Regions from separate parts of the Mus musculus genome. Here all the other regions are linked to region 1. A link is a loop called in an ENCODE intact Hi-C map of the cell type or tissue named here. Cell type or tissue: heart. All regions are shown on one strand. Region 1 overlaps St3gal3 (ST3 beta-galactoside alpha-2,3-sialyltransferase 3). Region 2 overlaps Gm34746 (predicted gene, 34746). Region 3 has its middle 6.1 kb from the start of Slc6a9. Region 4 holds the start of B4galt2 (UDP-Gal:betaGlcNAc beta 1,4- galactosyltransferase, polypeptide 2).

Evidence for each region. Peaks named below come from ENCODE experiments on the same cell type or tissue, not always from the same donor. Only the 100,000 strongest peaks of a DNase experiment are listed, where the experiment ranks them.
Region 2: a loop joins it to region 1, with 6 times the contacts of the local background. A loop is called at or near these places in 15 of 42 quality-filtered maps.
Region 3: a loop joins it to region 1, with 6 times the contacts of the local background. A loop is called at or near these places in 31 of 42 quality-filtered maps.
Region 4: a loop joins it to region 1, with 6 times the contacts of the local background. A loop is called at or near these places in 3 of 42 quality-filtered maps.

The regions. Positions count from the first base shown.
Region 1 is chr4:118,081,447-118,086,446 of GRCm38, forward strand. The region is part of intron 2 of St3gal3 (ST3 beta-galactoside alpha-2,3-sialyltransferase 3); the gene reads right to left. Among named protein-coding and RNA genes, the nearest start is that of St3gal3, 51 kb to the right of the region's middle. In heart, a CTCF peak has its summit at 2,367 (motif pointing left); a DNase peak (open chromatin) is centred at 2,345; H3K27ac peaks cover 1,935 bases.
Region 2 is chr4:117,703,278-117,708,277 of GRCm38, forward strand. It overlaps Gm34746 (predicted gene, 34746), which reads left to right. Exons shown (of 3, transcript NR_151608.1): 3 at 1-743. Among named protein-coding and RNA genes, the nearest start is that of Gm34746, 6.7 kb to the left of the region's middle. In heart, a CTCF peak has its summit at 2,256; no DNase peak of the experiment used is centred here.
Region 3 is chr4:117,826,664-117,831,663 of GRCm38, forward strand. No RefSeq gene overlaps it. Among named protein-coding and RNA genes, the nearest start is that of Slc6a9, 6.1 kb to the right of the region's middle. In heart, a CTCF peak has its summit at 3,021 (motif pointing right); DNase peaks (open chromatin) are centred at 3,748, 4,338 and 4,998; H3K4me3 peaks cover 614 bases; H3K27ac peaks cover 1,880 bases; H3K27me3 peaks cover 90 bases.
Region 4 is chr4:117,881,167-117,886,166 of GRCm38, forward strand. It overlaps B4galt2 (UDP-Gal:betaGlcNAc beta 1,4- galactosyltransferase, polypeptide 2), which reads right to left and starts at 2,310. Exons shown (of 8, transcript NM_017377.5): 1 at 1,936-2,310; 2 at 610-651; 3 at 149-504. The coding sequence starts at 452. It overlaps Atp6v0b (ATPase, H+ transporting, lysosomal V0 subunit B), which reads right to left. Exons shown (of 8, transcript NM_033617.3): 4 at 4,902-4,979; 5 at 4,638-4,707; 6 at 4,463-4,514; 7 at 3,938-4,128; 8 at 3,164-3,475. The coding sequence ends at 3,449. Gm12841 (predicted gene 12841) reads left to right here and starts at 2,384. Exons shown (of 4, transcript NR_168719.1): 1 at 2,384-2,549; 2 at 4,587-4,722. In heart, a CTCF peak has its summit at 2,068 (motif pointing right); DNase peaks (open chromatin) are centred at 1,805, 2,375, 3,255 and 4,295; H3K4me3 peaks cover 2,385 bases; H3K27ac peaks cover 1,784 bases.

The DNA of each region.
Region 1 (5,000 bases):
GTGTGTGCACACGAGTGTTCCACGCCATCCAAAGCCATCTCTCTTTATCCCAGCCATGTGTGACAGCTGCGAAGTAGTCCGTCCCCAGCAGGTTCATGGCCTACAAGCCCATTTCCAACACACTGGCACTGAGAAGTGGGTGGTGGGGCAATTTAAGAGGCAGAGCGTACTGGAGGGCAATTGGGTTTTAAAAGTACCATTTTCTCGAGGGTTAATACTTGCCAGAGAGAATATGTTACAATAATACGAATCTGGGAGCCCGAAGTGTTGATGCACTGCCTTGATCGCAGCACTCAGGAGGCAAGGCAGGCAGAGCTCTGTGAACTAAGGCCAGCCTGGCTTATCAGTCCAGTTCCAAGCTATCTCTCACTAAGTAGTCAGGGACAATCTTGAACTTCTGTTCTTCCTGCTTCCTTACCACAGCACCTGGTTTATTTAGTGCTGGGGACTGAACACTGATTTTCATACGTGCTAGGTGGGCACTCTCGACCACCTGAGCTGCATCTCCAACCCTGAAAACTATAACCCCACATAAAGTATTTTGTCATAGAAATGCAAATGGATTAGACACCATGTCGCGCATCCCCCTTTCAAGTGACTTGGACACCGTGGCAGAGCTACAGGACTCTGCAGGATGCCACTCAGATGCCCCAGGAGAAACAAGATCTGCTCATCAGCTGCTATGATCCCCCAGCTGTCAGCACTCTGGACTGACGGGCACTGTCAGCTCTGAGGTCTCGTACCCTCTCTGGGGCAGCCCTGGACCAACGGATAGTGGTGACCAAGGAACTACAAAAGCAGACTCCCCTCCCTCCATTTAAAAGGACCGGCTCAACCCCCATCTCCACGGGCACAGTGAGGTCGTTACTGAGAGCGAACCATACGTGACTTCTTACGTGAGTGTCCCTTGCATTTCTCTGCCTCCCTTCCTGTCCTTCCGGGGGCTGCTCCCACAGCCGCGCCCTGGTGAGCTTACCCCACCTGAAATTTATCTCAGAGTGTGCCTCTCTCAACAATACCACCTTGCCCACCTGCCTCACCTGAGCACTGACACCACACCTTCCCGTCAAAAACACGCGGAGACACACTGGGATGAGAGCTTTAAACCCGAGACTGCAGAGATCTAGAACTCACACAGTAGATACATGCACATGTACACAAACAATTAAAAAAAACTATTTTATAGAGGGTAAACAAGGCCATAAGTACTTTGTAAGCCCCTCTGAGAAAAAAAAACAGCTTTAAAATGGTTCTAAATAAATATTTCTACCTTGCTTGCGACCAAACAAAAACAATTACTAAATACATAAGAAAGAGTCACAAGTCAAGAAGCCAGCAATAGCACATGCCTTTAATCTCAGCACTCAAGAGGAAGAGGCAGGTGGATCTCTGTGAGTCTGAGGGCAGCCTAATCTACATAGGGAGTTCTAGGACAACCAGGGCTACATAGAGAGACTGTATATCCAATAAAAACCAACCAACCAAACAAACAAACAAAAATAACCCACTAAGAATCTATTACCCATCTCTGCTGGTAACTGATATTTTTTTAAGATTAATTTATTTATTTTACGAGTATGAGCACACTGTAGCTGTCTTCAGACACACCAGAAGAGGGTATTGGATCTCATTACAGATAGTTGTGAGCCACCATGTGGTTGCTGGGAATTGAACTCAGGCCCTCTAGAAGAGCAGTCAGTGCTCTTTACCGCTGAGCCATCTCTCCAGTCCAACTAATATTATTTTAATTATGAACATCTATTTTAAAATGTTTTGACATTAATGTATATATTGTGTGTGTTTATGTATGTGTGGGTAAAAATGCATGTGGCGATCAGAGGACAACTTGCTGGAGCCGGTTCTTGCTTCCACTAAGTGTGTTTCAGGGATCGTGCACAGGATGGCAGGCTTGTGGCGAGTGTCCTTCCTCACTGAGCCTGTAATCAGCTATTTCCAATGCTCACCACGGTGTAGTGCTAAGAGGTTTACTTAGATTATCTCCCTGATAATCTTAGGTTCGAAGCGTAGGAACATAAGCCCAAAGCTGCAGAGCCAGGACTCAGTGTCAGGCAAGAGGCTCTGAAGCCTCAGTGATTGTGTATGTGCTAGCTTGCTGCACCACCCCTAATGTCTCCCATACTGCTCTGTAATCCACTGGACAGCCTGTAAGAGAGGAGGGAAGGTGACTCGGAAACCCACCCCTTCCCCTCTCACCCCTCTCACCTCTGAGGTCGGCTCGCACAGTGCCCTGACTCCTAGGTGCACACAGCTGAGTTGAAGGACAGTAAGCAAGCAGCAGCTGGACTTGGCCAAAAGCCATCCGTGCTATTGCAATCAAAGGGTTCTGCTGCCCCCTTGTGGCCCAGGCCGACTGCTACTCCGCGATGCTCCAGTACAGAGCTGAATACCATATAAAGGCACTTGGCCACCAGACACTAATCAGTAGGAGGTCACTCTGATTGGCTCAAAGTGGAACAGATTTAATAACTCAAAAATGTGATTTTGTCACTCCTCTGTGCCAAATACTGCTCATAATAAGAAAGCTCATAATAATGACACGTTAGAGCCCAGAGGAAAATGTTTCAAAACTATTTTATAATAAAAGGAATGGAATAACAAGTTGCACTGACTTTGAATGATGACAAACACTTTAGAGCATTGCCAGACCCATGCAAAACTCCTGACACTTTTGTCTTGCATCTGAAGATACATTCTAGAAACCTTTTCCTACCAGTACATAGAGGCCCTCTAGCTCCAGCCTCAGACTCACTAAATGGGAACCTAATTCATTAATTTGTTCCCTGCTGATAAACACCTAAATAGCTGCCAAACACTTGCTACTAAAAAACAAAGAAACAATGTCAGGTTAGAGAGATGGCTCAGCCTCTAAGAGTACTCACTGTTCTTACTGAGGACCCAGGGAATCTTCTAGCCTCTTCTGGTCTTGGGGCACCAGGCACACACATGGTACACAGACACACGTGCAGGCAAGACACCCACACACAAAAGAGAAAAGGAAAAATGACAGTGCAAGCAAACACACAGAAAATCCTGCAGTGGGTAACTCTGCAGGAACGCTGTGGATGAACTCTTGGGAGTGGGAATAGTGGGTCACACAGCATGGTGAGAGCATGTATGCACACAGAAACACATAGAGAGACACACACACATATACACACACAGACACATACACAAACACAAACAGAGGCACATGCATATACATACACACATACACACACACACATAGATGCATACACACACAGACACACACATGCTCTTTGGCACCCTCTCTTCCTCCAGCCCGACTCTCCCCAGCACTCTCTCACACCTTCTTCAGTCTCACAGACTCCCTCCCCCCCTCCCTCTCCCTCTCTCTGTCTCTCTTCCCAGCACTCTCTCTCACCTTCTCCAGTCTCACAGACACACATTCTCTCTCTCTCTCTCTCTCTCTCCCTCTCTCTCTAGCACTCTCTCTTACTTTATTCAGTCTCACATCTCCCAGCTTTCTTCCTGGAAGGCAACCAAAGTTATTATTTCTAGATTTCGTGCTCACAGTTATTTTATACACACGTATGCAAATCTAGATGTGATCTAGGCTTATGTATAGATAAACATGAACATATGTACAATTTCCCACCCTCTTCTGAATAAATGAAGACATTTATACCCAAAATAGAACAGTGTTAACGGGACTCTGTAGACAGCTACCTTCAAGATCATGCTGCGGCTTCAAACATTTTTCAACTTATATTTGGGCCTTTTGCCAGCCCACTGCTGGGGACTCACTGGGGACGACTAGACTAGAAATACTGGTTTCCACCAAAGCCTTCTGGATCTGAGGTTCTCACCAAGTTCACTGGGCCAGAGATGGGGGTGTGGGTGTTGGAGAGATGGCCCAGTGGTTAAGAACGCAAGCTGCTCTTCTAGAGGGCTCAGGTTCACACACACACAAACACACACACACATACACACACACACACACACACACACACACACACAGCAGCTTACGACCACCTATAACTCCAGTTCCAGGAGATTCAACGCCTCTTCTGGTCCCCTGGGGCACCAGGAATCTAACAGCACACAGATTACATAAAAGCAAAACCGCCACTTCTATAAAATCAAATAAAATTTAGGAATAATAAAAAATAAAGTTGTCTTTTTCATAATGAATTTTTTAAAGATGTGTGTGTATACTCTATTTGAATGTACACCTGTGTGCCAGAAGAGGGCATCAAATCCCATTCATTATAGATGGTTGTGGTTGCTGGGAACTGAACTCAGGACCTCTGGAAGAACAGCCAGTGCTCTTACCCGCTGAGCCATCTCTCCAGCCGTCATACTGACGTTTAAGAATTGTGCTTTCACATTTCCCATCTTTATAATGAAGTTAAAAATTCATCATTCAAGAAACTAATGAATGTTTCCTTGTGTTCTGTTTTTTCTCTTTCACTTTGAAGTGTTGGGAATCCAACCTGGGAAGATCCACTTCGTGGATGCAGGCAAGTATTCTATTACTTCTATACATGCCTGGCCTTGATCTTCTCTGTATTATGTCTGTCTGTCTGTCTGTCTGTCTGTCTGTGGACATATTCCCATCTAGGTGGAAGCTCGTCGTGTGGAGCAAAGGCATCTGGAGGACAACCCCAGGTCTTAGCCTCACACAAAGCCTGGCCACTGCCTTTGAAGCAGGGTTTTTCATTAGCCTGAGGCTCGCCAGTTAGGTAATCCTGGCTGCAATGGAGCTGGGCTCCAGCTTCCACTCCCAGGGCTGGGCTGCTGCGTGCACACTGATACCCTGGTACTTTTTACATGAATTCTTGGGAACTAAACTCTGGTCCTCGTGCTCAAAAAGCAAGAACTTCACCAACCGAGCCACCTTCCCAGCCCTGACTGGTCTCTCTGTAGCGGTACGTCACCGTCACCACCAAGCTGGATACGATGTCTTATGCTTATAACCCTGACACTGGGGAGGCTGGAGCAAGGCAAAAGCCAACCCG
Region 2 (5,000 bases), 380 kb before region 1:
ATGCTACTGCTGTGGGCTGGGACAGACCTTGGCTACCAAGTGTGCAAGGCACATGTGTGACTTGGTGTTTTAGCTCACTTTCCATTGCTTTGATAAAACACGGACCAAAAGCAACTTGGGGAGGAAAGGGTTTATTTGGCTTATACATCCCAGTCAGAGTTGATCGCTGTGGGAAGTGGGGGCAAGAACTCAAGCGGGAACCCAGAAGTATGCACTGAAGCGGAGCCATAAGGAATGCTGCTGGCTGGCATGCTCAACCCGCTTCTTTACAAAACCCAGAACCATCTGCCTAGACATGACACTGCCCGCGGTGGCCTAAGCCCTCCCACATTAATCAAGAAGACACTCCACAGACCAGCGTCCAGGTCCATCCCAGGAAAGCAACTCCTCCATTGACTCTTCCTCTTTCCAGATGACCCCAGTTTGTGTCAAATTGACAACGAAATGATCAATCAATCAAACAAACAAAAACTCATCACTCTTAGAAAAAGAAATTTAGTACCTTCAAGATGTCTACTTAGAGCGAGTCCAGATGGGCGCCAGCCCTTCCTGGGTCCCCAGACCTTCCACTGTCAAAAGCTCCACATCCCACCGCTTCATGTGGAACATACCAAATGATGAAATTTTGAAAGATATTAGTGGGGTGACTGCTCTAAACTTGTTAAAATTGTTATAACCTGTAATCCCGGAAAGACAATAAGATCTTCCATCAGGGAGTTGGGGGGATTAAAAGCATTTGTGCCAAGCTTGAAGGCCAAGGAAGAGTTTATTTGGACTTATGGTATTGTAGGGGTAAAAGTTCGTGTTGGGGCAATCCAACAGCAGGTAGGCACGGTGGCCTGTGCAGGAAGCAGCGAGATCAGGTCTTCAACCAGAAGCATGAGGCCTGCAAGCACACAAGGATAAACTCTCTCAAAGCCCCAAGTGACACACTTCCTCCAGCAAGGCTGCACCTCCCCAGAAAGCACCCCTAACCGGGGACCAAGTGTTCAAGTACCAAGCCAAGGGTGTTTGAATGAATCTCTCATTCAAACCATCACAACTCCTCATAGTAGAATATTCTCTGCTTCCCTGAAACCTAATGACTTCACACAACAAAATTTGATGTGCATTGCTAAAATTTATTTTCTCCATGTAGAGAAGGCTTTTTTTTTTCTTTTTGAGACAAAGTCTCACGTAGCCTAAACTTTCTCTGAACTGCATTTCCGAGGGTGACCTTGAACTTGTAATCCGACCCCTTCCAACTCCCGTGAGCCCGTGGCCAGTTTATGCAGTGCTGGGACACAGGGTTTCTTGCATGCTGGTTAAGAACTCTCCTAACGGAGACTCTTTCTAACTCTCCTAACATTCCCAGCCACAGAACACTTTTTGTGATCTGCTAATGGAGGGCAATCAAACATTTCATGGTTTACAGCTCAAACACTGAGTCCTCTGAAAACCGCATCCTTGGGAGCTGTCAAGAGGTTCTGAGTCCAACCCACAAACACGGCAGCAAAACTTCAAGGTCTGGAGCTGTGGAGCTCTGCCTTACAATATCTCACAACTCAAACTGCCCCTCCAATTTCCCCAAACTGCTGGAGACTTAGAGACAAATTTGACCAAATAAACGTGACCGCTTTCTGTAGCCCACATCCTAGGCAGGGATGTTTCCCCAAAGACCTTTACTATTATGGGGAAAATAGCAGAAGACATGAGCCAAGACGTCTGCTATTGTAAGAGTCATCTCCTTCCTAAAAACCATCTCTTGCTATCTTAATCTTTCCCTTTTCATACAGAAAAATCCATGGGTCCAGAACCCGTGGGGTGGTTTTAGATAAAGCTCGTGCCTTAGCAGGAAACTAGGGCAACTGTTGGTTTTCCAACAAACAATCGGAAACAATTCTAGCTGCGCCAGTGCTTCGGTGAGAGAGGGAAAAAGAAAAGTGGCCTTTGGCAGTCTAGACATCAGGGTAACTTATTTCTCTATATCAGCTTTTAAAGGCTACCCAAGACCCCCAGTGGATCATGTAACCATTACCAAATAGAGAAATATCTAGCGATGCCTGTAACTGGTAAACTACATTTCTAGGCATTGTCCATTCAGGACCCAGTGCCTTGATGGATGAAATAATTGCTAACGTAATGGCATTATGGCAAACCCAACTAGCTCTTTTGCTTAATACAGCCCCCTGATACATGCCAGTAGGGCCCACAAAAAGATTTCCACTACGTTTTGTTGAGGCTAGGCTATGATTTTCAGACAAAGAAACTGCTTGTATTTCCGACTTCTATCACGAGGTGGCGATCGTTCCTAACTCCCGCTACAAAAGTCTATATTGCCTCTGGGTTAGTGGCTCACTCTCTTCTGTTTGAATCTTCTTGCCTTTTGAGTAGCTTCCCCAGGAATTCAAATAGGAAGGATCTACTCTCAGAAAGTGGGGGTGGGGGTGGGGGTGGTAGTGACATTCATGTTCAACAGAAACACTCAAAGGGGCAGCAAGCCCTCTAGAATCATCCCATTCAAGTTGAACACTTGAATTTGGTACTGAAGTCATTTCCCCCCAGTAATCCACAGAGAAAGCTGAAGTAAAAGGGATTTACATTGCTATTTCTTCCGACACTGCCTCTGAACACGTTAAGTAAACGTCTTGAGAGAATGCTACTGGTTTGCAAGTATGATCATGGTTGCTCGAAGGCACCCTCAGCAGTCATCCCAGGATTGGCAAGGCTGGATTGTCTTCTTTGTTTGTTTGTTTGTTTGTTTATCTATCTATTTATTTGTTCTCTTGAGATAGGGTCTGAATAGCACTGGCTGTGCTGGAACTTGCTATGTAGACCAGGCTGGTCTTGAACTCACAGAGATCCACCTGCCTTTGCCTCTCTAGTTCCTTCCTTCCTTTTCTTTTCTTTTTTCTTTCTTTCTGAGGCAGGGCCTCATGTAGCCCAGGCTAATCTCTAGCTTCTTATTTTAGAAAAGGATGACTTTCTGATATTTCTGTCCCCACCTGCTTAGTGCTGGGATTTAAAAAAAAGATTTATTTATTTTTTTTATTATTTTGTGTATGTGAGTACACTGTAGCTGTACAGATGGTTGTGAACTTCATGTGGTTGTTGGGAATTGAATTTTAGGACCTCTGCTCACTCCGGTCAACTGGATGGTGTCAGATCTCATTACGGATGGTTGTGAGCCACCATGTGGTTGCTGAGATTTGAACTCAGGACCTTTGGAAGAGCAGTCTGTGCTCTTACCTGCTGAGCCATCTCACCAGCCCCTAGTGCTGGGATTTTAAGCACCACACACACCCAGCCCTGTGCTGGGAATCAAACCCATGGCTCTGTTAGTGGTGGGCAAACAATCTGGTCTCTGAACTACATCTCAGTTTGTATTTTTTTTAATTAATTTATTTATTATATGTAAGTACACTGTAACTGTCTTCAGACACCACAGAAGAGGGGATCAGATCTCATTACGGATGGTTGAGAGCCACCACATGGTTGCTGGGATTTAAACTCAGGACCTTCAGAAGAGCAGTCAGTGCTCTCAATGGTCGAGCCATCTCTCCAGTCCCTCAGTTTGTATTTTAGTCTTTTGATATACATCATTATGATCCCTTGTGGGGCAAGGCTCTTAGGTCATTAACAAGCCACCCATTGAGCACTGAATGGTCTATCTTTGACTAGATTAGCAGTTATTCAACTGACCTGGCACCATGATCCATAAATTCCACACTAAGAAAAATATTTGTGAATCGCAGATTGAAACAAACAAACAAAAAATTACATTCTAGTGGAACACAAGAGGAATATTGATAGCCAAAGGTATGGTCAGTCTCTCAAATTAAAAGGTAGAGCAGACGTGAAAAAGAGTCTACTGAAACTAAATTTGGCCTAACAAGGCCTCTGTATTTGAGTATACTGGAGTATGTCTACTGGAGTGTGTGCACTGGAGTATGTATACTGGAGTGTGTCTACTGGAGTGTGTGCACTGGAGTATGTATACTGGAGTGTGTCTACTGGAGTGTGTGCACTGGAGTATGTATACTGGAGTGTGTCTACTGGAGTGTGTGCACTGGAGTATGTATACTGGAGTGTGTCTACTGCAGTGTGTGCACTGGAGTATGTATACTGGAGTGTGTCTACTGGAGTGTGTGCACTGGAGTATGTATACTGGAGTGTGTCTGCTGGAGTGTGTGCACTGGAGTATGTATACTAGAGCATGTATATTGGAGCGTGTATACTGGAGTATGTCTACTGGAGTGTGTGCACTGGAGTATGTATACTGGAGTGTGTCTACTGGAGTGTGTGCACTGGAGTATGTATACTGGAGTGTGTCTACTGGAGTGTGTGCACTGGAGTATGTATACTGGAGTGTGTCTACTGGAGTGTGTGCACTGGAGTATGTATACTGGAGTATGTCTACTGGAGTGTGTGCACTGGTGTATGTATACTGGAGTGTGTCTACTGGAGTGTGTGCACTGGAGTATGTATACTGGAGTATGTCTACTGGAGTGTGTGCACTGGTGTATGTATACTGGAGTGTGTCTACTGGAGTGTGTGCACTGGAGTATGTATACTAGAGCATGTATATTGGAGCGTGTATATTGGAGTATGTCTACCGGAATGTGTGCACTGGAGTATGTATACTGGAGTGTGTCTACTGCAGTGTGTGCACTGGAGTATGTATACTGGAGTATGTCTACTGGAGTGTGTGCACTGGAGTATGTATACTGGAGTGTGTATACTGGAGTGTGTGCACTGGAGTATGTATACTAGAGCATGTATATTGGAGCATGTATACTGGAGTATGTCTACCGGAATGTGTGCACTGGAGTATGTATACTGGAGTGTGTCTACTGGAGTGTGTGCACTGGAGTATGTATACTGGAGTGTGTCTACTGGAGTGTGTGCACTGGAGTATGTATACTGGAGTGTGTCTACTGGAGTGTGTGCACTGGAGCATGTATTCTGGAGTCCTTACAACAGAGCCCACAGCGAGCATTCTAGCCCTGTATTTAGAGAAG
Region 3 (5,000 bases), 250 kb before region 1:
AACTCAGGATGAAATAGAACTCATAGAAATTCTCCTGCCTCAGCCTCTCACATGATTAAATGTTGATACATCTCGTTATACAATATCAGAATCCCAGCAGACATGCACATTCAGAACACTACCACTGGTCTCATCAGGCCTCAGAAGCTTTAAATTCAAGGAAACAATTTTACCAATTCTAATTTTTATGTGGAAGGTCTAATTTCATCTTTGGCAACAAACACTAGTGCTTTATTTCTTGGACTAACACCCTCATTCGCTCATTTTAGAGAAAAGGTCTGACAAATACTGTAGTCTGAGAATTACAGCTCATCATGTTGGGAAATCCAGCTCATGAGCTTCCAGCCATCCCAGGCCCTGAGCACACCTCCGGATCTGCCTCCTTCTCAGGGATTCCCCACTTTGGTAGGTGGGCACTCTGCTTTCTGTGTGGGTCAGCAGCCCAATATTCTAGTAAATAAACTATACTTCCCATTTTACCACACACAATATTATAAAGCCATGGGCTAAAGTGTTAAGTACAGTCAATCATTAAGTGGGGTGTGGAGGCATACACCTGTTCTCTCAGGAACTGGACACCTATTCTCCCAGCACCTGGACACCTGTTCTCCCAGCACCTGGAAACCTGTAATCCCAGCACCTGGACACCTGTTCTCCCAGCACCTGGACACCTGTAATCCCAGCACCTGGACACCTGTAATCCCAGCACCTGGACACCTGTAATCCCAGCACCTGGACACCTGTAATCCCAGCACTTGGACACCTGTTCTCCCAGCACCTGGACAACTGTAATCTCAGCACTTCCAACCTGTATTTCCAGCACTTAGGAGGCTGAGAGAAGACCAGGACCTTGGCTCACAAAGCAAGTCAGTTGGGGCTGGAGAGATGGCTCAGAGGTTAAGAGTATATTTTGCTCTTGTAGAAGACCCAGATTTGATTCCCAGTCACTGCATGGTGGCTTCCAACCACTCATAACCCCAGATCCAGGGATCTGATGCTCTCTTCCGACTGCTGTAGTCACCTCCATGCACACACATAGGTAAAACATGCATACACATAAAAAATCAGGACATCTCCAAACAAACCTAGCCCTCAGTCCCTGTTTTTTTGGGAAAAAAAAAAATCCAATGCATAGTTCCTAGTCAGTTGCCAAGTTCCTTGACCCCTATTTACATGCCAGGATTTCTACTCATTGTCACTCTGGTGTCCTCAGTGAAAATATCAGCAAGTCAAAGTGACAGCTAATGATTTGTTGTTAGCAAATAGCTTTTGCCTGTGGATGCCCTGAAAGGATCTTTGCACTTGATCAGTTAACATCTCAGAATTGCTCAAGTTAAAGAATGACAACAGCTAACCCAGGCATGGCGGTGTATACCTATGACCCCTGCAATAAGACGACAACCTCAGCACTGCAATCCCAGTCTGAGAAGGAAGGCGCAGTGTGAATTTGAGGCCAGCCTGGGTTTACATAGTCAGCTGCAGCCTCAGCCTAGATAATAAAAGAACACAATAGCCACATTTACTTTTTTGTTTGTTTTGGTTTTTGGTTTGTTCGTTTTGTTTTGTTTTGTTTTGTTTTGAGACAGGGTTTCTCTGTATAGTCCTGGATGTCCTGGAAATCACTCTGTAGATCAGGCTGGCCTCGAACTCAGAAATCTGCCTGCCTCTGCCTCCCAAGTGCTGGGGCTAAAGGAGTGCACCACCACCACCTGGCTCCATATTTACTTTAATGTGTGTGTGTGTGTGTGTGTGTGTGTGTGTGCACGCGCGCGCATGCATGCTCAGGTGAGAGGATAAGCTTAGATACTGGTCCTCCCCTTCACCTTGCTCCAGGCAGGATCTCCTTTTTATCATTGCACTTCATGCTCCAGGGTAGCTGGCCTGCTTCTGTGGATTCATTCTCCTGTCTCTGCCTCCCATAAGCATGCTGGTATTACAGACCTTCATTTACTGCTTTGGGCATCCACAGAGGTTCGGAATTCACCTCGTCAGGCTAGTGCTGCAAGCACCAAGCACTTTCACCTGCCCAGCTGGTTCTCTGGCCCATTTTCTTTTTAAAGGACTCAAAAAAAAAAAAAAAAAAAAAAAAAGCTATCACTCCAAGGCATGTAAAATGCTTTCATAAATATCTCATGGAAAAAAATGAAGACCAACTCCATCTGTGGTACTATTTGCTTTACTTCCTCAAAAAATAAAAGTCGGGGGAGGAGAGGAGGAGAATTCGGCCCCCAGGGACTGTATCAGGCATGTGAAGCGCCATCCATCATGTATGTCATGGTGAGTGACACAGTCCTGGGACTCAAAGCCTAGTGGTGCTGGGAACGCAGGGCCCTCCGCCCTTCTCTCTTCCCACAACTCCACTAGCTGCAGAATGTCCATAATACAGTCACACAGTAATGTTCTCTTTTGGTTTTTGGTTTGTTCGTTTTGTTTTGTTTTGTTTTGAGACAGGGTTGCTCTGTATAACTCTGTATAGTTCTCTGTCTGTCTGTCTGTGTCTCTACCTTTGTCTGTCTGCCTCTCTCACACACTCACTGCTGTAGCTACTCTCACACATCATAAGTCACAAGCTGAACCATGTGTATGTTACAGCTACACAGTCACATAAAAGCCATAGAAAAGTCCCAACAGCCAACAGCCAACCTCAATGTGTCCAAACCAATTCTTACTGATTCATAGTCACAGACAGACAGCCTCAACTTCACTCATGACCCTCAGAGACCAGCATGGCCCCTATGTTAAACATGGTCTGCCTCAGGTGCCCATGTTCACACACACTCTAAGCAGTCTGTACATACTCTGATAGCATAGACTTTGGACACATGCCAGCCCGGGCTCAAGTTCAATCTTTACCACTGATTACTTGTATAGTTATTTAACCTGTATGTCCTTAGCGCTAGAAAATGGAGATTACTTTTACTTTACAAATTTGATGTGAAGATAACAAAACAACCAGGCAAATGATAGTATGGTAATACTGTCTGACCCAGGGTGACCTGAGGAGTCACGGTAACTGCCATGTGTGGCTCTTGTCGCCAGAGGGCACCAGGGCTCCAAGGTGTCTGTGGAATTTGTTGGAAGTAAATGTCCCAGGAAGGCTGGGATTCCTGGCGTGTGGGGATATGTGCAGACTAGGGAGGTGTACAGGTGTATCGAGGCTGGGAAGGGTCTGGGAAACCCAGCTAGGGCCCCTGTGTGATTCTGGGCATGCAGGGCGTACTCCAGGAGAAGACCCTGACTGGGAGGGAGCATGCACAGTTCCCACACACGAGGCTCCCTTCTCCCACTCCCCCACTGGGCAAATCCTTTAATCCCACACAATGTCGGGCTTCCGCCATTGCTCCTGGCACAGAGGAATCCCAGAGACATGGGTTCCAAGTCTCAGTAGTTGAGGACCTGGGGAGGCCAACGCTGGGAAGCAGGACTCTGAGCACCAATCCACACGGCTCACAGAGACAGCCTTCCTTCCCTTTCCTGGGTTGCGCCAGAACTTCCTGACCCTGCTGTCTTTCCTGGTACGGAGCCAGCCCCAGCTGGCCTTTCCCCTCTTCCAGCCGGCTCCACACCTGCTCCCCGGGGCCAGGCCCTGGTAAGAGGCTTATCAGACATGTGTCTGGGACAGATAAGGCACACACCCCCTGTACCCCACATGCCTTATCCAGCCCTGCCTTCTCAGCTGCTTGGCCTTGTAGAAAGGCTTGCCAGCAGAAGGAACCCCACCCACCTAGGCAACAGGCCACCCTGTCCCCAGCCCTCCCTCGAGGGCTCTCTTCCCAGCAACCTCATTCCCTGTGATGTCATCACTTGGGGGGAAGCTTGGTCCATCATTCATGTCCAAGAGAAGCTGGGAAAGTGGGATCAGAAAGAAGTGCTCCCCAGGCACCAGGTCAGCAGCTGGATTGGGAGCAGGGGGCGGTGTCACAGGATCCTCCCCCAGGGTAGAGCTATTTTGGTGTTGGCTGCTTCACACATAACCATTCCTCTTCCTGTCCTCCCCATCCATAGAGGCTCTGGGTTCATTGGGAACAGCAACAGTGGGAAGAATTTATCCCACCATAGGGAAGCACTGGGTAACCAGCCTCAGGTCTGGAGCCAGCCCTGCCCTCCTCAGGGAGACTCGATATTTGGGAATCCCAGGGACCTTCCATCCCATTCCTTGGAACAGCACTGTGGAGGGAAGGATCATTGGAATGGCCAGTCTGATGAACATAGCACCTTAGCATAGCCTGCTGGTGACACACATTGACTTGTGGATACCGCTCCTGGTGACATAACAGCACGGTATCTATGGCATGCCCATGAGCTCAGTATCACTGCCATGTTCTTGGCTACACATGGACCCCAGACGGCCTTGTATTGGACTATACACCAACACTCCAACAAGGATACACATCGAGAACCCCATGTGTGGACGGGGGAGACCCCTCTTTCTCGGAGCCACGTTCTCAGAGAGTGACATAATTCTCAGCACACGGTGGACACTCAGAAATATTTGGTTAAGTGCTCGCTAAATTTTACAGGTCCTGAGGAAAAGCCATTCTAACTGCGGCCCCTCTCCAGGCCTAGGTGGGAGCATGGAGGGTTGGGTGGGGGACATCTCCACTTTTGTCACTGCTACCTCCAGCTCACTTCAATCATGGCTACTCCTCGGCTTATACCAGTCACAGAGAGCCACCTCTCCTCTTCTCTGGTGACCTATGCCAATGGTGTTCTGCAAGTTGGATGCCAAGAATGTTTAGACATCGTATACTTGTTCAGCATCATGAGTACAGACTTTTGAGTCCTCCACAGTGCTGGGAATGCTGGCTTCCTTGGCATTGTAAGGCTCTGTTAAAGGCATTTAAGAATCTAGGCATTGACTGCTCTGGAGACTTGGAAGGCTACCTGGACAGGGCCAAGGTTGATGCTTCCTGTTTGCCTGATGTCATTTGTGGCCACTGAGGTCCTGCCTGGATTGACTTAAGCTGTCATGAGCGAGGGTGACATAAGATGACCCAAGA
Region 4 (5,000 bases), 200 kb before region 1:
GGAGTGGGCAACAGAGCCCCAGGAATTGCCCTCTTTCAATAGACCTGGAGCCTTGGTGTCCCACGGTTCAGCACTCCACTTCCCTAGTCACATGGGTCAGGTCCTCTTCCCACCCCTACAATAGGTAGGCCCCTCTCTGCAGGCTCACCAAGACCAGGCGGCACGTCAGGACAGGGCGGAATGACTGGAGCTGTGGGACCAGGCCTGGCACTGGGCACTTCAGGCAGCCCGGAGCTAGCGGCAGTGGCGTTGGGCCGAGAGCAGTTGGTACTGCTGCTGGCTGCAGGGTAGAGGGCATGGGCTGGGCTTCGGGTACTGAAGCGGCTGAAAAAGGCCAGGTGCTGGGCATAGACGTCAAAGTAGAGGATGACGGCCACAAGGAAGTGCAGCAGGCAGAGAAGGAGCACAGCCTTGCAGACCCGCTCCAGCGTCCCCCCCAGCAGTCTGCTCATCCCGCAAGTGGCCAATGGCCCGCCCAATGGGCCCAAGCATCCGGCTGACAGCCTGAACAGAGGGAGAGAGAGATCCCACAGGTCAGACTAGGACAGGTGATGAGCCCCACCTGCTTCCGACTTGGCTGCTCATTCCCAGCTCCTTATCCATACTTACCTTTCATACACCTTGACACTCACGGGCTTGTTTGTGTTCTACCTGCAAACACACCAACAGGCGCTGGCAACTCAGTATCTGCTATCCTAGGCACACCCCAGCACTCAAACCACCTAACCACACACATAAACCCTCACCGTACAACTCCGTGCACGCATACCCACAACAGTACAGACAGGGGAATTTGATTACCCAGGACTGTACCTCGGCACCAAACCACTTTTATCCACAGGCTCCACCTGTGGCCCAGGGACCAGCAACATCACAGGACAGAATCCTCAACACAGGACACATGGTTTAGAGAATGGATCACTTACTGAGTGCCCATCACGTAAGGAATTCTTTATACTATGACTTCATTTAGTCCTTCCGAGGGCCATGAAGGGAAGTCACTTAGACCCATGGCCAGTTTGAGCACTCAGGTCCCAACAGCAAGCAGGCCTAGCCAACTAGGACCAGGCTGAGAAGGAGCCTTCAGCACTCAAGAGTGCCCTCCACCCAAAAAGGAGAGATGTTTAAACAGGTCCTTCCCACTGGAACAAGGGGCAAGAGCATACCCCGTGGGGCAAGCAATAGAGAGCCCCTCACCTAAGATTTCAGGCTAGCTAGCTAGCTCTGGAGCCTGATTAGCAAAGCTAGTTCTGATTCCTGAAATGGGGTACACTTGGACCCTAGAGGAGTAAAGTTCATACACTGGCAGAGGTGGTGGGGGCTGGGGGTGCCCTTGCTCGAACCAGGTCTCCCCTGTAGTTCCAAAAGGTCAAAAAATACTTCTGGCCATGCTCCTGAGAGCAGAATATCTCAAACAGTCACAAAATCACATAGACTGCTTTAGTACCAGCAGTCGGCATCCACACTCAAGGGACACACAGAGACCTACATATAGAGCTAGACACACTTGGGGTGACAGTAACATACGGAGCCACATATATCAACAAACCGCGGCTCGGACTTATACAAGCGTAGCCATACACCCAGACCCACGTGCAAGTATTCCCAACCCCTCCCTCCAGGGCAGGGGCTCTGGGTCAGGCTAGCCACCAAACTGAGGGGTGCGTCTGGGCGGGGCTGGGAGGCTGAACACGTGGCACCTCGGGACGGGGGAGGCAGTAGGACAGGTGGGTGTGGAGCCCTGGGGAGGGGTGCATGCAGTGGGGGATGTGGAAGTGGGGCCGGGGCCGAGCGCCTCTGCGAGACACAAGGCCGGGGCGAGCGAGGACAATGAGGGAGGCCGGATGGGGGCGGACGCCGGAGCCCAGGAGGCTAGCGGGATGGGGGTAGGGTGGGGTGCAGCCAGGCCGGGGGCAGCGCCGGTGCCTCGCTCACCGGGTCCTGGGCTGGGATCTGTGACGGCGCGCGGGCGGCCCCCTAGCCGGGCCGGGTCTGGAATGTCGGGGCCCTGGGTGGGGGGCCGCGCGCGCCCTCCTCTCTCGCAGCGCTCGGGGCTCAGCAGGGGGCGCCGCTCCAGCTCGGGTAGGGATCCCGGCTCCAGCAGCTGTGGACGGCTCTGTCCCCCATGGCCCGGCCCCACCGCCCGGTCAGCGGTCCCCGAGGCTCCGGGGCCACCTCCCGCCGCCGCCGCGGGCCATGGAGCCGAGCCGCCCCGGGAGGCAGGGCGGGGCCCGGCAGACCCACGGACCGGCGGACCGACGGACCACTGCGCTGCCGCCTCCCTCCCGCGCTACGGCTCCTCGGAGGGGCAGGCCAGGCCGGCGCGCCCGCGCGCGCGCCCCCGCGGCCCCCGCCTCCAGTGCGCCCGCACGCGCCGCGCGCCGCTCCGCCGCCCGCCCCTGCCGTTGGCCCTGCGCGGCCCAGCCAGCGGGGAGGTGCGTTTGCGGATGCCTGAGACCCAGGAAGGACGCAGGAATCCATCAGGTTCCTCCATCAGCTTGCTTTAGGGATGGGAAGAGACCAGGAGCCGGATGGCTAAGGCCCTTCAGGTATTTGGGACGGGGTCTGGATAGTGGGCAATTCAGAGGGTTAGGGCCTTGCCAACTCTTTCCTGGGAGCATGAGTCAAGGTCAGCCAACCAGGGCTGCCTGCTGGGTAAGACCCCTAAAGGTGTTGACTGAAAAGGACTTATTAGGTAAAAGCAGGTTGGGTAAGATTTAGGGTGGTGTTGGAATCAAGAATTGTATAGGAATAGGCGGAGCTGAACAAGGCCCTAGGAACTAAGACCATAGAAGAGGTTTCTGGAAGGGTTAGGTGTTCATACTGGACTATCAAATGTAAAACACTGTTCTCCAGGAAAATCCAGGTGCGGGGAGTTTCAGGAGTATAGCGACAGAGAGGAGAATTAGCTGTAGTGAGTTTGGGTCTAGTGCACAGGGGTCCAAAGACATAGGGCTAGGAGGATCTCAGAGCCCAGACTCTTCAATGAAGAGGTGCCAGCATTACAGCCAGCCTAGCACCCTGATCTGCCACCCAGGAGCCAGCAAGGTCCAGAGCAGAGATGATGTGTAGACAGAAAGTTACAGGAGGTTGGAGTGAGTGAACAGGTCCTCCCCTTCCTTTGTGAAAGGTGTCGCAAGGGGCCAACAGAAGCCTCACTGACTGGGACAAATACCAAGTTTATTTCACAAACACTAGGAAGATGGGCTGGATGGGGGTTGAGGGGGGCACAGGTGCACAGCTGTACACAGTCACCATCAGCAGCCCACTCCCCACACTGGGGTTCAGTCTGGACTGCAATGCCTCCAGAGTCAACAGGCAGCAAGAGGTGAGTGCAGGGGAGACCCTGAACACCAAGCCCCAGAAAGGCTGAGGGACACAGCTCCAGCTGTCCCAGGAAAACCAGCAATAAATAACAGTAGGGCACGGCCCCACCCATACAGGTCATCTAGTCACCCATCTTCACTCTGGAGGTCTGCAAAGGAAAAACAGGACAAATCAGGCAGGGACAGTGACCAGTGACAAGACCAGAACCAGCAGGCCAGTGGGTGGACAGACGGACAGACACACTATGACAGACAAACAGACATGGACAGTAACAAAGGAGCTCAGCTGTACAACAGAGAAGACAAGTCCCATGGACAGTGTTAGTGTCGCCAAGAGTCAGCCCAGTCAAGCACCCAAGTCACAAACTCACACACTGGAAAATATGAATTTAGACATGCTAGTCTACTGACAAGTGTGTCATACATACAGAACACAGACCCTGAGAGACAGAAACTCCACAAAGACATTTTCAGAGGCAGCCGAGGAAAGAGATGCTAATGGAGAGACTTAGGAAAGATGCGTGCATCTAGAGCAGGAGACAAAGGGGGACCAAGAGATGGGAAGGGGAAAAAAGGGAGGCACTTCTGTTCCTCTCTAGGGGGACTCGCACCTGAAGGATTGCAACAATGACCCCAAAGAGGCCAATGGCACTGCCAAAGATCTCCACGATGAGAATTTTTACAAAGAGGCTGGGGTTCTGTGCATCCGCCAGGGCGGCCCCACTGCCCACGATGCCCACGCAGACTCCACAGAACAGGTTGGACAGACCGACTGTGAGGCCAGCCCCAAACATGGAGTAACCTGGAGGATAAGAAGTAGCTCGTGAGGTGGAGGCAAGCAGGAGAGGAATGGTCCAGTGTGGGCTAGCAGGGCCAGTCCCACCCCAACTCTGCAGAGCTGAGACTCTCAGCTATGGAGCCAGGAAGCAGGAGTAAGTGTGTAAGGCCCAGGTGTGTACGTGTGGTAGAAGCAAGTGTGTAAGGCCCAGGCGTGTATGTGTGGTAGGGTGTCTGTCTCACTATGTCATTATGTAGTGCTGGCTGGCCTCTTAACTCACTTGGTGCTACCCCCGTCCCAGGACTGGGGTTAAAGGCCCAGAGCACCATGCCGAGTGAGCTCTATGTTACCCACTTACCTGCATGGTAGTTTCGATGGCCAATGGCCTTGGGCTCCGTAGCACTGAAAGGCTGTGAGGGGCAGAATAAGTCCTCAGAAGGCATTCCTTAATGCACCTACCTTTTCTTCCCTCCGATCTTTAGGGAAAGCATAGGCATTTCAATGGATACCCGTCCCCGCTGGTTTTCCCTTACCTCAGCCATGTTGCTGATGACAATTGCCATGATGATGCCATAGATGGCCACCGCTTCACAGAAGATAATACTGGCAACAGTGATGGTAAATGGTGGGGGAGGGGGAGGGAAACTCTTTAAGAAGGAAATCAGCCATTTCTGCAGAAAATCCCCAGCCAACTTTCCCTGACTCACATACACGCTACGATGAGACGGGTCACAAGCCAGCATGTCACCCGACCCCCATCGCAGCTAGTTTTGACATGCAGAAGCCTTTACACTTACCTAACCAAGTTCTTGGTTTTGATTCTGGGGGCTTTCACCCCACCCCCAATAATGGATGAGCCGGTTATATAGATTCCCCTGGTGAAGGGTAAGAAACTG